2 separate regions of the Homo sapiens genome follow, and region 2 is linked to region 1. Evidence: chromatin contacts called from ENCODE Hi-C data. All regions are on one chromosome and are shown on one strand. Each heading gives the region's core, a stretch centred on a gene start or an enhancer-like site at or near the end of the contact. The rest is flanking DNA. Distances are from core to core; before and after follow the strand shown.

Region 1 (2,822 bases), core at 86-2,585:
GTTCTAGTTTGGGGCTTCAATCTGTCCCACATTAAAGGTCTTCATCTTTCTAAATCCTACCCAACTGAAGGTTAATGGAGTAGAAACAATTGAACGCAGAAGTCACTGACTTTGTCACAAACTGGCTGGACAAGTCCCTTAACCTTTCTGGTCTCAAGTTTTTCCTCCGATTTTGGGGGTTCCCTTTAAACTTTGACATTCTTCTATGTGACCGCATGTCATGTCTAAGAAGCCTTCTGAACTACTCCTAGCATGGGATGACTTGCCCTTTCTTGCTTTTCCAACAGCCTGTGCAATACAACATATCACCTATTTTATACTGTCCTATATTGCCCTCTAGTTGTTTTTTAATGAAGCTTTTTTTCTTCTCAACGATATGTAGTTTAAAATACTAGTTTAAAAGTTTATTTTCAGGGGTAGACAGTGTGCCTGCTACTTAAATCTCCTAGGACAATTCAGGCTGCGTCCTAAGGTAATCAGTATGTATTTATATTGCTTTGTTCAAAACAATGACGTCCCTTCTTTGAAGTCCTGAAATTATGTTTTCCATCAGTTCTGTCCAGTAGAAATATAATGGGAGCTACAAATATAGTTTTAAATTATCTGGCAGGCACATTTACAAAGTGAAAAGAAAGAAGTACAATTAATTCTAATAATATATTTAATCCAACATATCCAAAAGACTATCATTTCAACATGTAGTCCATGTAAAAAGTATTTACATTTTTCATTCTTTTTTTTTTAAATGTCTTTGAAATCTGGGGTGTTTTTTACACTTGCAGCACATCTCGATTCAAAATAGCCACTTTCAAGTGCTTAGTAACCACATGTAGCTAGTAACTACCTACTGAACAATGCTGTTCTGCATAAGTTGGCTGCTTTCCAAACTGATCACTTTTTTTTTTTATTCAGATAATGACTGATACTGAGTACTCAGGCTAGCCAGAGTGGTGCAAAGATGAGTCAAATTCATTCTGATAAGAGAGATTTGTAAGTCACTAGCAATTATACAGCGTGGTAGGTGCCATGATAGAGATGCATAGGAGAAACCCAGACTTGGCGGCTGAAGGGCACAGGGTGGAAGGCGGTAGAGAGACAAGGAAGGTTGCACAGAAATAACATTTGATGTAGGAACTAAGTGCACGAAGGGAAGCCGGCTGTGCGGTGACCGGAGTTGCAGGTTGCCAATCTTGCTGAGGGGGGCTCCACCGGACGCCGGCCTACGGGTCGTAGGCGTGTGTGGGGTGAAGGGGGAAGAGGACGGGAGAGGATTGGCTGGGAGGAACCCGGAGCTCCATCTGGTGGGTGGACGGAAACCGCAGGGGGGCGCTACTTGCACTTCGCGCTCAAGCGACCGGATCTTCAAACCGTGGGAGTGGTGCGGCGGCTAGAGTCCCTGGACTCCTCAACCTAGGGAGCTACTCGCGAGGTAAGGGGCGCGCCAGACTGGCTCCTAAAACGCACTCGCTCGTCCGCACTCCTCGCGCTCCGAATTCAGCCTCGCCTCACCCGGGCTTCAGAGCCCACAGAACTTCTCAGCCCCGTGTCGGCGACGAGGAGCTCATGGTAAAACAGCGCCTAGGGTTTTGCTTGTTTGTTTGCTTTTAACAGATGCCTACGACTTGTAACGGGCTGCCTGGTAAAATGAGTCTATGGAAACGGTTGCCAGGGCCGGCTAACAGCGGCTCCCGGAAGTCCTTTGATGCTTTGTTAACAGTGAAGCTACTGGACCAATGAGGTGCTTCTTCCGGTTTTGTCCGCGCTCGCCTAATTCTTCTTTATCAAGGTTGCCTTTGACCCCGGAAAAGAGATCTTCCGGGTTCCTCTCTCCCCAAGATGGCTGCTGAGGACGAGTTACAGCTGCCGCGGCTCCCCGAGCTGTTCGAAACTGGTAGACAGTTACTGGACGAAGTAGAAGTGGCGACTGAACCCGCCGGTTCCCGGATAGTCCAGGAGAAGGTGTTCAAGGGCTTGGACCTCCTTGAGAAGGCTGCCGAAATGTTATCGCAGCTCGACTTGTTCAGGTATGGGGGAAGATAGTAATAATGGCTGAGAACGAAGGTAATAATGGTTACCAAGGGTGGAGCCATTGCGCCTGAGTGGAGGGGACCTTTAGTGGTGAGAACGTTTCGTTCCTACTTACCACTGCGATCTTGTGTACATTGTTTACATTCCCCACCTCTCTTCCCAGATGGTTGATATCTTACGACTCTGCTTCCTAGCGTCTGCTGATTGCATAGGCATTGGGTGTGAGCCCTCAGCCACTTTCATTGAGTGAAACTGGCCGCTGTTCCCCGTGCCTCCTCCCTCTGGTCCACTCCCAGCCCAGCCTCCCACTCCGTCCCCCAGAAAGCAAGGGCCACAATTTGAATGCCTAGTCAGGCTTCACTGCCTCCTTTTTGCTCTTCCAGCCGAAATGAAGATTTGGAAGAGATTGCTTCCACCGACCTGAAGTACCTTTTGGTGCCAGCGTTTCAAGGAGCCCTCACCATGAAACAAGTCAACCCCAGCAAGCGTCTAGATCATTTGCAGCGGGCTCGAGAACACTTTATAAACTACTTAACTCAGTGCCATTGCTATCATGTGGCAGAGTTTGAGCTGCCCAAAACCATGAACAACTCTGCTGAAAATCACACTGCCAATTCCTCCATGGCTTATCCTAGTCTCGTTGCTATGGCATCTCAAAGACAGGCTAAAATACAGAGGTGGGTCAATAGCTATAATATGAGGCCTGCCCAATGGCGGTGCTTTTCAGGGGCATGCTTTCTTGGCGGGTGGTGGGGGGCCAGAATGGTATGTGTCACTTTCTTGGTTCTTATTGA
Region 2 (2,822 bases), core at 96-2,595, 2.4 Mb after region 1:
CCTGCACTTTCCACTCCCCTGTCCCAAGTTTTCTTTTCTTTTTCTTTCTTTCTTTCTTTTTTTTTTTTTTTTTTTTTTTTTTTTTTGAGACGGAGTTTCACTCTTGTTGCCCAGGCTGCAGTGCAATGGTGCAATCTCGGCTCACTGCAACCTTCACCTCCGGGGTTCAAGCGATTCTCCTGCCTCAGCCTCCCGAGTAGCTGGGATTACAGGCGCCCGCTACCACGTCCGGCTAATTTTTTTGTATTTTTAGTAGAGACGGGGTTTTGCCATGTTGGGCAGGCTGGTCTCAAATTACTGACCTCAGGCGATCCACCCACCTAGGCCTCCCAAAGTGCTGGGATTACAGGCGTGAGCCATGCTCTCGGCCCCCCAAGTTTTCTTAATTCTTCAAGAGCTTTCTTGGGATTACAGGCAGATTACAAACACTGTGAATACTTTCACAGAAAGCTAAAATAATTTTTTCAAAAGACCATTCTTTTCCTTGCCCCACTGTGAAGCAGGATATTAAGGCTACGAACACCTAGCTTCAGGGCTATGTTCAAGAAAGACAACTTACCTCATCTGCTTATGCAGTGCATATGCTTCAATCAAAGAATGCACCATACTGGCCTAAAAACATCAGCGTAAAAAAAAAAAAAGAAAAGCAGAAATAGTCTCTTTAAAGTTTAATTCAGCAAAATCCCCGTCAATCTCACCATCCTGAACAAAGGAACGGATTAATTTTGTTTCAACTGGCTTCCCTTCTGTTAACAGTTACAATACACTTTAGACAATACAGATACAAAGTATCAAAATCACTAAGGTGAAAGCTACCGGGCCTTAGGCAGGTGATGGAACACCTTCCCCCTGCAGCTTGTTTTCCCACGACTTCAGCGGTCCCCTATGAGTGGAAACTGCGTCCTCTCCCCTCCTCCGTACCCCCTCCCCCACTCCTACCTGTCCATTGGACGTCCCGAAGAGACATGCTGCGCTCTCAGAAACGATATGAGAACACTTCCTTCTGATACAGCTTTAGGTATCTGATACAGCTACTCGAAATTTCTGAAGATTTCCCCCAGCCCAGTGTCCTCTCCGCTTCCTAACGCTCTTTCGTCCACCGCCCCCACCCCCACCCCCAAAGCCCATGGTCTTTCATCCCGACTTCCCTTACCCGTTTGGGGATCTTGGCCAGGGAGTCACACATACTGACATACTCGGGACTATAGATATAAACCGGGACCAGCGACTGCCCACTGTCCGCCGGTTCCTCCGGCTCCTCCATCTTCCGCTTAAAACCGTTCCGCAGCCACCTTCCAGATCTGGCTTTTTTCGGACTCGGCCAGGGTTCCAGTTCCTGCTCCTCTGATCGGCCGCAGCGGTGCTCCCTGGTCAACATTCCCTCCTATTCTTGAGATCGCCGGAGACACTATCACCGCTCCCCATCCTATTGAAGGAATGGATGGGACTTCCCAGACCAGACTCCCCTCATTTAGTGACCACAGTTCAAGGAAAAGGGTTTGGCAGATGTAAAAGTCCAAATAGCTGTCAATTAGGATCGATTGTTTTTATGGCACAAATAAGTAGGGTCAAAACTAACCATCCTTGTTGCCCTACGGGGCCATTTGAGATGAAGTCAGACCAGTTTCACAGCATGCTGGGAGATGTAGTTTCCGGAGGTTTGAGCAACGGAAGAGCCGGGGCTAAACACTAAAATAACCGCGATTTTTAGTTTCAGCGCTAAGACCAAAAAAAAAAAAAAAAAAAAGTAGCCTCAACTCTTTATGAATTGTTTCAATCTGCAAACACATCCATTTCATCCATTTAACCATATAAACACAGATAGAACGTGGCCACCTAGAGCCCCCACCATCCAGCTACATCAGCTGCCTATCCTAAGGATAGGCTTTTTTTTTTTTTTTTTTTTTTTGGTGGGGGCGCTATTTAATGGCACAAATGGTTTGAAAAGTTTACACAGTAAATTCTGTGATGCAATTTTATAGTTCATTTCTTTTCATCATTAACTATCCATGTCCACATGAGAGTTAACAATCTCAATAATTTACTCTGGCAAATCTGATAGTACTTTCCCAAGAGACTGGCTGGTGCAGTGGAAATTGCTTGGTAGATTCCGATCAAGCAATGATGTCAAATGTAACTCCTTGAACATTCATGTGGTAGGAAGGTTGCAAGCAGTGGTGTTTGGAAACTGCAGCTCTTCTCCTCCTACCTCCTCTTGTTTCTGCAGCTAAACATAGATTAGGGAAATATTTTAGGTTTGGTGTGAGGGTCCAGTTTAAGACTATCTGAGGCGGTTTTAGAATTACCATCAGCATTTGGAGGTTCCTGGAGGCCCCTATGATCTGATACAAGCTGGCCAGTGCTCAGGATCTTAATTCTCATGGCAACCTAAACTGACTGACTAACACCACTGGGACAACCTAATATCCTTACTATATTTAAAGTCTGGCTTGCTTTTTAGACTTTAAACATTTATTGAAGATTGTGACATGCACATTGGCCATATTATCTCATTTCATCCTTGCAACAGTCCTATAAAGGAGGTTGCAATACACCCATTTTACAGATGCAGTTTAGAGAAACAACATTCAAAATCACATACTTAACAAGCAGATAAGTAGGAATTCAAAATTAGGTCAGCCTGACACTGAAGCCTTTGAACATTCCCTTTATTATATAAACTTGATTCGTCCAGGATGACTTTGTGTTATGATATAACTTTGTTCACCCTCCATTTTGTATCCCTTCAATACTTATTCTGAAAATCTTGGGGGTGTTTTGGTGATGTGCTCTGTAACTAGAATGTAAGATCTTATGTTTCT

What was found. A loop is a pair of places that touch in the nucleus more often than their neighbours do. Pooled maps may share reads with other maps.
Region 2: a loop to region 1 is called in a pooled map, with 16 times the contacts of the local background. The contact joins the promoter of HDAC8 here to the promoter of IGBP1 in region 1. A Hi-C loop is called at or near these places in 2 of 37 single-sample maps with no recorded cell type and 9 of 50 pooled maps.

The regions. Positions count from the first base shown.
Region 1 is chrX:70,132,112-70,134,933 of GRCh38, forward strand. IGBP1 (immunoglobulin binding protein 1) reads left to right here and starts at 1,336. Exons shown (of 7, transcript NM_001551.3): 1 at 1,336-1,429; 2 at 1,612-2,024; 3 at 2,412-2,705. The coding sequence starts at 1,837. RefSeq lists an enhancer at 1,755-2,214.
Region 2 is chrX:72,571,498-72,574,319 of GRCh38, forward strand. HDAC8 (histone deacetylase 8) reads right to left here and starts at 1,346. Exons shown (of 11, transcript NM_018486.3): 1 at 1,154-1,346; 2 at 560-612. The coding sequence starts at 1,264. RefSeq lists an enhancer at 1,309-1,438.